Linked DNA regions of Homo sapiens: regions 1 and 2 are each linked to region 3. Evidence: chromatin contacts called from ENCODE Hi-C data. All regions are on one chromosome and are shown on one strand. The core of a region is the stretch at or near the end of the contact, and the rest is flanking DNA. Distances in the headings are between cores, read along the strand shown.

Region 1 (3,447 bases), core at 904-3,403, 2.9 Mb after region 3:
AGGGTCCTCTCTGGACTTCTGGCCTCCATTTCTCTAATCCACCTCCATGAATCAGCTAGGTAGACATTTATTAATTTGTCTATCTGACTGTATTACTCCCGTGAGTGTAACCCCTTCATGCCCCTGGGGATAAAGTCCAAACTCCTCAGATCCACAGGGCACTGGGCAATGTGGCCAACACAGATCCCTCTAGCCAGTTCTCTTCCCACAGCCACCCCTCTTCTTACACTCTGGATGCCAGTGACACTCAACTTCTTTCAGTCACTTACATGCAGCCTTTTCTCACCGCTGGGCCTTTGCACATGCTGTTCCTTGCATGTAGAATACTCTTCCTTGTCTTTGCGCAACTCCTTCCCCCTAATCTTCCACTTCCCAGTTGAGATGTTCCCACCTCCAGGAACCTTCCCCTGACCTTCCGAGCTCAGAGGATCCACGATCACAGCCCTGACCACTCTGCCCAGCGCTGCCCCCTCTGGCCTGTCATTGCCTGGGGATGGGCCCGCCTTCCCCACCAGACTCGGAGCTTTGTGCGAGTTGGCCTGGGGTTGTCTCCATCACCCTGCCTTGACAGCATTGCCAAGGAATAAAAGCCCCACAGGCTCCGCCGCCCCTGCCTCTAGGCTCACCTGTCCGAGTCTCACACACGGTGCCACAGTCACACACTTCACCTCTTCGGCCACACCCGAGGCTTGGGCTAGGTTTGGAGAGGCTCAGTCCTTGGGCTCCCTCAGGCATGGCTGAGCGGCCCAGCAGAGTCCTGCAGAAAGAGCCCCTTCTTGGATATCAGGACCCCATGGGCCTCTCCGCCGCCCAGACTCACAGATGGGGGCTGGGAATTAGGAGCGTGGTGTAAATCCAGGGAGGGGCCCCTGGGAGTAACTAATGGGGGAGGCACAAAGTGACAGAAAGAAGGGGACAAGGAGAGAGAACCTGGCGAAAAAGATGGAAAGGCTGAGACAAAGAAGAGTGAGCGGAGCAGGAGGCGCAGAAGCTGCGAGTCCCGTTTGTCTGGGGCCGGAGGCTTAGGGATCCTGGGAACGTTTGGGCTCCAGCTGGAGCGGAGGGCGAGGGGCAGGGCTGGGAAAAGCCGTGGGCGGGAGGCCGCGGGGTCCCAGGGGAGGGCGGAGGCTGGGGGACCGGATGCCAGGGTCCTGCAGACGGCTCCCTCCCCCGCCGAGGGCTGCGCGCTGGGGCGCTGGCCCCGAGCCCTCGCACCCCCTCCGGCCGGTCTCTCCGAACCCCGATCGCCGTCCCCACAGCCACAGCCTCCCCAGCGCCTTCCCACACCCCTCCAGCCCCCAACTCCCGCCGGCGCCTCGGCTCGCCCCCCGCCGGCACGCCCCCTCATTGTTCAGCAGTGGCGCCGCCCCCTCCCCCAGTCCGCCTGGGCCCCTCGCCTCCCCCCTCACCTCCCGGGGAGCCTCCAGCCCCGGCTCGAGGCAGCCCGGCTCCTGCGCGACCCCGACGCGGTCCCCAGGGAGGTGCGGAGCCCAGACTCAGGGGCGTGAACTTCGGGCTCTCAGGCTCCAGGAATAGAATCTGGGGTCTCTCGGAGACTGGGGTCCCGCAGTCGGAATTTCTCAGTGTTCTACGTAGGGGATGCTAGGAGCCTCGACTCTGGAGTCTCAGATGGCGGCGCTGGGGACCCACATTCCTAAGTCTTCTAGGTAGGGCCGTGGGGTGGGGGATGGATTTCTGAGTTCCCCTAATTCTAGGGGCAGGAATGAAACTCCCTCCAGGTGGGAGCACAGGGGGGTCCCAAAGTCCTGGGTCCCCTTGAAGCGATGGCCGCTGCAGCCCGAAACTGGTTGGGGCGCTTAGAAGTCCGGATCTCAAGTTCCTCCAACGCGGGGTCTTGGGATCGGAGCCCTGGAGGGAGTCTGCGGTCCTGGATCCTGAGTTCTTGAAACGGGGATACGGGGCGCTCGGCCTCCAGGGTCTCGCGGGGTGACGTCCGGGCTCCCGGCTGCTCCAGGAGGGGGCGCTGCGCACCTGGATGGCTCAAGTCCTCCAGCCTGGGCGCCGGGGTCTGGACCTCGGGGTCTCTCAGGATGCGGTGCAGAAATTCCGGACGCCCGGGTCCGAGCCTCTGGACCCCTCGGGCTCCCGGCTGGGTGTCACGGGGCTCGTGTGACGGCGGCGGCGCCACATCTGGGGCGGGAGAGTCCGATCCCAGCTGTGAGGCGGGGGGCGGTCGCCCGGGGCTTCCCCTCCCCCGCTGTCGCCGGGGCTCACATCCTGTTCCCGCCTGCGGGGGGGGGAGGGGCTGCCTTCCGGCCGACCCGCCAGCGAAGGGTTAAGACCCCACCCCTTGTTTTGAATATTCATGAGGAGGCGTGTCCTTCTGGTAGGCGACACCCCTACATTCCAAACGCCTCGCGGACTTTTCCCTTTTACAGCAAGGGCCGCGAGGCGTGAGAATCCGGAACTGGCAATGCACTGTCTCCTATTGGTCAATGCAAAATGTTTAATTTGCATATATAACACAAGGCGGGGCCCTCCGGTGAGGTCACGTGGCTATGAACCACTGAAGAAGACCCCGGCGCAGGGGTGCGGCCGGAGCTCCAGTGGCGCAATCGGTTAGCGCGCGGTACTTATATGACAGTGCGAGCGGAGCAATGCCGAGGTTGTGAGTTCGATCCTCACCTGGAGCACTTTTTTTCCCCATCAGTTTTTATAAACTTACACATCTAATAAACCAACCAAAACATCTACATCACTTAGATGAATGAACGTTTCTATCTTTTGAATTATTGGGCTCAAAAGACTCCTAGGGCTTTGGCGACGGTCCTTTGGGTGTTCTGTATTGTAGGGAGGTGCCGTTTCCGTCCCAGCCACCAGGTGGGGGTATCGTCTCTTATTAGATGCTCTGGGCATGGAATTGTGTGCAAACAGTTTGACTTCTGTAGAGATGTGGGTCCTCGGCAAACTGTATATGACTCTGCCTCCTCTGTATTTCTCTGTCTTTTTAATGCCTCCTTTACAGATGAACATAGCTATCTGTCTTGGAGTTTTCGACCTCTGTTGAAAAGGAAAACTATGTTTTTGAGTCGACTTGTTTTTTCAATAAATATTGAACATTCACTATGCCTGGCTTCCTTTAGCTGTGTGTAATACAGCAGTGAACAAGTAGTCCCTGCCCCTGAGGACGCGACATTCTAGTGGGGAGGCAGATTGCTGTCAACATAAGAATTAAGTACATTTTAATGTTAGGTGGTGATGATAAATGTCATGGAAAAAGTCGAGCAAGGTAGGGAGGATGGGGTAGTTGGAGGTGGGGTGTGGATTGCAACAGCAGTGGTCAGGGAGGATCTCACAGAGAAGGCAACTTTTGAGCAGAGACATGAAGGAGGGGAGTGAGCCATGGGGACACCAGGGGAGTGTTCAGGCAGAGGGAACAGCTAGTGCAAAGCTCCTATGGATGAAGCAGACCAGACTTGGTAGAGC
Region 2 (3,010 bases), core at 49-2,548, 2.8 Mb before region 3:
GAGGCGGGGCTGAAACCATAAAAGGGAACTGGGGCGGAGCGAGCTGCGTCGTCGCCAAGGCAACTCGAGAGCTAAGTCCGGGCCTCGGCGGAGCCGGCGCTGCGAATGGACTGATGGCCGCTGAGGCTGCTCCTGGCGCGGTTCATCATCGGCCGCCGCACTTTCGCGACTGAGACGAAACGACACTCACCTTTACTTAATGGAAGGCTTCGCTTACATCCTGAACTTAAAGGAACTACAGAAAGGGACAGAAACTGCTTTCTTTTTAAACAATGCGCTGAAAGGTTACTAGTGATAGGAGGCTTAGTGAAGCGCGTGATGTGAACGGCCACGCTGCAAGGCTGGAGAGAAAAGAGGAGGGAGTGAAGTTGCACCCTGATCGCGAATCCTCGGCCTTTTATCAGGGGCGCCGCCACTCGGGGTCCGACCATTCGCCTCCAACGAGGGGACAGCGAATCTGCTGTCGTGTGCAGTCCACAGCAACCACAGGTGGGGCAACAGGAGGAGCGCTTGGGCACGACCACGTGACCCAGCACGAGCCACCGCCCGCCCCAAAATGAAATCAAATCCTAATCTCCCAATCCCGGCATGCCGGTCACTCCAGCCTTTCCAGGAGACTTGCGGCCGTGCAGCCCCTACACCTTTATCTGGACTCCTGTCGTACTTGGCCCAGCTCCACTGGATTCAGCCCTTGGATAACCACCCTACCAGCCCCTAAAGATGACTCCATCCCCGTCGGTATAGTTAATTAAAGAAAAACAGGAGTCGAATTTTCCTGGGGTAACTGGTTCTTTAGCAGGAGGGGAGCACTGGGGAGTATCTTCAGGGTGGCTGGACTTTGCAGCCTCTTTAATAACTTCCCCCTGTGCAGGTTGTATCCTTTATCACCCCACCCCGATGCCCCGGTCTTCAGGAAATGGCAGCAGGCCCATATTTCTGTAGGGTTCAGAGTTCTGTGAGGTAGAGCATTCCTTCCAATGGGATCTTAGAATTCCTAGAGTTGCAGAATTTTACTGACTAGACCCAGGAGGTCTCAGGAGTCCAGACTTGCTTAAAGCTTGGCTCAAAATTCCAAGGGAGCTCATAACTCCATGGGGCCCAGAGTTCCTGGCTCGGGAACATTGGGAGGCCTGGGATACAGTGCCTTAGCCTCAAGCAGAAAAGTGAACACAATATCTTTATGGCTTGAAGGTATATGAAATAATGTCACTACATCGGAGCAGCGCCTCTGCTTGCACACCTATGGGAGTCTGCAGCTGTGACACGTAGAAGTTGGCCACATCCAGGTCGGTGGCTCCAAAGTGGGCGGCCACACGCACACCCTCGTGCAACGTGAAGCTCACCTGATGACCCACCATGGCCAGCAGGCTGCGGAGGTAACGCTCCCGAAGGGCGGCTCGTGCCCGCTGCTCCTGGGATTCCAGGGATTCTTGAGCTATGGGACACTCCTGGATTTCAGGAACCTCTGGCCTCAAGGGGGCTCTGCGTCCATCAGGGGCAAAGCCACGGCTGAAGCCATCAGGGCCCCGGGGCAGCCGGAGCACAGGCACGGGAATGTTCACTGGAGTTTGCATTGTCTTGGCTGTTGAGTGAAGAAAAAGAGCAGGAAGTCATTACATGGTAAGCATGGGGCTAATGGAGGAGGGAGGAGTGGAAGCAGAGGCTGGTCTACCAGGCAGCTCCACTGCACCTGCCCCAGACTGATCCACCCTCCTAAAATCTGTGCCATCGTCCCCCAATGGCTTGGATCAGAAACAAAAGTGTCACATGCACAAAAACATGAGCCCCGTGAAGGCAAGGACCTTTGTCTGCTTTTATAATGTTTTTATCTCAACTTATAGGCAATAAATATTTGCCAAAAGATGAACCTGGCCAGGCATGGTGGCTCATGCCTGTAATCCCAGCCCTTTGGGAGGCCAAGGCAGGAGGATCACTTTGAAGCTGGGAGTTTGAGACCAGCCTGGGCAATATAGCGAGACCCCATTTCTAAAAATATATATATATATTTTACATTAGCTGGGCTACTCAGGAGGCTGAGGGAGAAGGATTAGTTGAGCCCAGGAGATGGAGGCTGCAGTGAGCTGTAATTGTGCAACTGCACTCCAGCTTGGGTGACAGAGTGAGACACTGTCTCTAAAAAAAAGAATAAACCCCAGCTTTCTCTCACACACAACCCACCCAATCCATCAGGAAATTCTATCTTCTAGATAGATTCCCACTCACACATGAGCTAGCTTGAAAGGGCTCCCAGTGGCCAAATCTGGAATTATTTGAACAATACAATAATGATAGTTACAGATTATAACCCACTGGATAAAACAGAAATCCAGAATCCATACCAATAATAAATAAATGAATAAATAAGGAAGAGAAGGAAAATATAATCCTTACTGTAGACTGGCAAGTAAATAAATATAAAAGGAATAGATGCAAAAATGTGTGGATAGGGCCGGGTGCGGTGGCTCACACCTGTAATCCCAACACTTTGGGAGGCCAAGGTGGGCGAATCACTTGAGGTCAGGAATTCGAGACCAGCCTGGTCAACATGGCGAAACCCCGCCTCTACCAAAAATACAAAAATTAGCCGGGTGTGGTGTCATGCGCCTGTAGTCCCAGCTACTCGGGAGGTTAAGGCAGGAGAATCATTTGAACCCAAAAGGCGGAGGCTGCAGTGAGCAGAGATCGCACCACAGCACTCTAGCCTGGGCGACAGAGTGAGACTCTGTGTCAAAAAAAAGAAAAAAAAAAAAAAGCATGGATGGGAGTTTGATGAAGTATAAGGTATCTACATAGTCTTAACAGACTTATAAGATATTCATTCACTGTAAAGGGCAAACACAAATTTATACTGGAGGAACCTGGTATGCACCCCCTTAACTTAGTGATCAAAGCCAACATCTCCAGGAATGGGACACTAAGAAGGCAGGGCACCACTTCTGTGCTATTCCTTTTCTTTTTTTTTTAAATTTTAAAGAGACAGGGTCTCACTATGTTGCCGAGGCTGGTCTTG
Region 3 (3,432 bases), core at 822-3,321:
GTCCAAGATCATCCAGGTGGGAAACAGCAGTGCTAGGGTCTGAACCCAGGCTCTCTGGCTCCAGAGTCCGTGCTCCTGACCATTTCAGTGTGCTGCCTGTCACATGATCCAGAGGGCACATTTACTCGCACTGTCACCATGCAGAGAGTACATGCACTCAGACACACACACACATGCACAAGTACCAAGTCACAAAAAGGGTGGTGACTGGGCTGTGATATGAGCCTTTCTCCACCCCCCCACCCTCCCTCTGCCCCTCTGGGCAGCCTGGCATGGCCAGGCACTGTGGGAAGAAGTGGGCAGCTGAGAGTCCCGAGGGACGGCTGCCCACTCTGCTCTGCACCCTAGGGCTGCCAGGTACAGCCATCTCCCCAGATCCTGGCAGGGAGCAGGCAGGGGCATGTCTGGGGCAAGAGCTCATACCCAGCACTGCCACGGGGCCGTGCATGAGCACACGCACGCGCACAAACACACACACACGCACAGAAGCACGCACACGTCATCACACAGTGGGACACAGAGCTACACCCCAGGGTTTCTCTGTCCCACTGGATGGGAGCCTGCTCCTCCCCCCACAGCACCCAGCGTGATACCCGCAAGCCCAGCCCCCCTCTTCTTGCCTGCATGCATCCCCGCCCTGGCTGGGCTGGCTCTGGCAGGGTGGCTGAGTCGGCTAGCCCCCCGCAGGCCCCCAAATATGCCCTCCAACTCCAAGTGGGGATAGGTGGGATAAGGTCAAAGAAAGCAGGACAAGCCCAACAGGCCAACCTCACCCACTTCCTGAACAGTCATTACTGCCCGCCCCCTTTCGAGCTGCCCTGAGAAAAGAAAAGGGGAAAAAACTTTACTCTGAAGTGACTAAGAGAACCTGAGAGGCCAAAACAGAGGCCTCTAGGAGGGTTGGGGGACCCAGAACCATAAGCCAAACACAATGAGAGGCAACCCCGACTCAGTCTTCCAGCTACTGGGGGACCCTTGACCTCATGCTCTCTCACTAGGGGCCTGCTCCTCCTGTGGACCCTGGAGTCCCAGGCCTGCCCTTTCTTGGGCCAATCCTGGGGTCCTCACAGGCAGAGCCTGGAGGGCGTCCCGGGGCTGGCACCCAAATGCCCAGAAGTTGGGCAGCCATCACCACCTAATACCCGCTGACCCACTAGACTACCATGTTGGGGACTGAGATCTGGCTCCAGTTTTTTCCAAGCACAAACCTTTGCATACCCCACCCAGGGCCTACAACTATGCCGCCTGGACCCCTAGACCTTGCTGCCTGGCCCAGCCTCTCTTCGCCCCAGAGCTGCTTTCTTTCCCCTAGGGCCTACTCTCTTCCTGTCCACCCTGTCTGAATAACTCCCACCCAAGCCCCGGGGGCCCTCACCTTCCTCAGATCTGAGTAGTAACTCCCGGAGCCCAGGCCAGCCCAGGCCCTGGCTCTTTGGGGTCTCATACCCTCTGTTCCCATTAGCCCTCCTGGCACCAGCTTCTCTGACACTCTCTCTCTCATCCTGTCACTACCTCTATCTCTACCTCTCGGTTAAAATGCCCTAGGCCCCCTCCTGTCACCCCCTCCTTGTCACCCCCATTTATCTCTGTCACCTATTCCTCCCAGTCACTGTCCTGTCAGCCATCTCCGGACCTGTCACCTTCTCTCCCCATCACCTCTCCTTGTCACACTCTCCAACTCTGTCCCCTCCCTCTCCCTGTCACCCTGATCTAGTCCTGTCACCCCTCCATTCCTGTTACCCTTCTTTGCCCACCACCCCCTCCCCCAGTTACCCTTTTTCTGTCAAACCCCCACCACTTCCTCCACTCCCTCCTCCCTTCCCACCATTCCGCCCACCCCTTTCCCCCTGTACCCCCTCCCCGTCCCTGCCACCTGTCCCCTCTCGGCCCCCAGCCCCCCGGACCCCCCTTTCCTGTGTCAGCCCTGGCCCCGCCCCTCACCTTGGGCTCGGCGGGGTTTCGGGGCGGGGGGCCGTGGCCCCGGCTCGGTCCGGTCCGGTCCCTCCCCGCCCCCCCTCCGGCTCTCCCTCTCGATTCTCCCTTTTTTTTTTACTCCAACACACAAAATGGTGAATGGACCTGCAACAGCTGGAGCAGCCAGCCAATCAGCGATCACAACCCCACTGACCGGCGCCAGCCTAGACCAATAGATATCCGCAGACTGGTCGGCTCCGCCTCTCGACGACGAGCGACGCTCGCGGCGACCAATTGGGCCCATCGGGCAGCGCTAGGGGGCGGGGCCAAAGTCCAAGACCGGCCTCCCTCCGGGACCGACACCAACCTGAGCCTACGACTGCCTGATCTGCCTAGGGCCCTACCCTACAACAAGTGAAGGACACCAGTCGTGTCCAATTGCAGGCCGTCTTAGTTCCAAATGACAAATACAGTACCCAGTCGCCATGCAGCCTAGGCCGGAACCCAGCCTCTGTGAGGGACAGTAGCCAATGAAATGAAAGGAGGAGGGGCTAAGGGACGGGTTGTCCAATGAACGGAGGTAGAAGGCGTGGCCCGAACGTTTGTTGACCGGCTAGTCGCAGTTCCTGCTGGGAACCGTAGTCTTCTCACGTCTTCGGCCCATAGCCGACAGTACAAGGCAGACTACAACTCCCATGTGACAGAGTGCTTGGAGCACCAAAGAAACCCGGCGAGGAGAAAAAGTCGAAAAGGGCAGTTCGTCGTGAGTCTCACTGGACGCCAGGAGTATCTTAGACCCAGGGCCCCGACTCACCCGTATTCCTGGCTCTGGCGTCGCCGGTGGCTCCTCTCAGTGGCAGCGGTAGCGGCACGAGGGGGAGGTGCAAGGAGCAGCCAACCGCCACCCGCGAGCCCCGCAGCCAATCAGCAGCGGCCGGGGCGGTGCAATGACCTCACCGGTTCTACTCTCTTACCCCTCCCCCACGTGGTTGTTGCTGCCGGTAGACGGAGTAGGGAAGTTTGGATTGGGGGAGGGGAGGAGAACCAGTGATGTCACCTTTCCCCTTGTTGATTGGCTGCCGGGTGGCCGGGACTACGACCAATTGACGGTCTCGAAAAGTCTGGCGCGGCCCCGCGGAAAGCCCTGTTGCCACCGGGAGGGGAGAGAACGCGCGCTTGTGGGGTGTCGCGCGCTGCAGTATAGGCAACGCGCGCGGCCTGGGGCCCGGGGGACAGGTCACCTCCTCCAAGAGTTTGACATTTAGGACAGCGCAGTTTGACAGCCCACTAGGCATTGGGGCAGGGGGCCGAGATGACGAAATGCAGCGCTTCTTGGGGCTTCGCACTGCATTACGTGGAGAGCTACACTTTGTGGGTGTACGCCCCTGACAGAGGCAGATTTTTAAAGATCCCAGGGGTAGGAGGGTATCACACTGGAGTGGAGGAGGACAGGGAGATGCCCTGTTTGTAGTAGATGCCTGCTGCCCAGATACGGGTTTACAACCAGATGGTGAACCT

The links. A loop is a pair of places that touch in the nucleus more often than their neighbours do. Pooled maps may share reads with other maps.
Region 1: a loop to region 3 is called in a map of naive thymus-derived CD4-positive, alpha-beta T cell, with 6 times the contacts of the local background. The contact joins the promoter of PLEKHG2 here to the promoter of CIC in region 3. A Hi-C loop is called at or near these places in 2 of 168 maps with a recorded cell type or tissue (ascending aorta and naive thymus-derived CD4-positive, alpha-beta T cell) and 12 of 50 pooled maps.
Region 2: a map with no recorded cell type shows a loop between it and region 3 (21-fold over the local background). The contact joins the promoter of GEMIN7-AS1 here to the promoter of CIC in region 3. A Hi-C loop is called at or near these places in 2 of 37 single-sample maps with no recorded cell type and 6 of 50 pooled maps.

Annotation. Positions count from the first base shown.
Region 1 is chr19:39,411,375-39,414,821 of GRCh38, reverse strand. It overlaps PLEKHG2 (pleckstrin homology and RhoGEF domain containing G2), which reads right to left and starts at 2,153. Exons shown (of 19, transcript NM_022835.3): 1 at 1,410-2,153; 2 at 627-757. The coding sequence starts at 735. It overlaps TRI-TAT1-1 (tRNA-Ile (anticodon TAT) 1-1), which reads left to right and starts at 2,562; the gene lies at 2,562-2,654. RefSeq lists silencers at 1,062-1,121, 1,232-1,301, 1,312-1,451, 1,982-2,341 and enhancers at 2,552-2,601, 2,612-2,711, 3,122-3,211.
Region 2 is chr19:45,088,679-45,091,688 of GRCh38, reverse strand. GEMIN7-AS1 (GEMIN7 antisense RNA 1) reads left to right here and starts at 1,298. Exons shown (of 2, transcript NR_134887.1): 1 at 1,298-1,620. It overlaps GEMIN7 (gem nuclear organelle associated protein 7), which reads right to left. Exons shown (of 3, transcript NM_024707.3): 3 at 171-1,582. The coding sequence starts at 1,574. The coding sequence ends at 1,179. RefSeq lists silencers at 1-139, 1,840-2,013 and enhancers at 248-297, 1-902, 903-1,898.
Region 3 is chr19:42,267,891-42,271,322 of GRCh38, reverse strand. It overlaps CIC (capicua transcriptional repressor), which reads right to left and starts at 2,071. Exons shown (of 21, transcript NM_001386298.1): 1 at 1,942-2,071. RefSeq lists enhancers at 363-412, 2,572-3,081.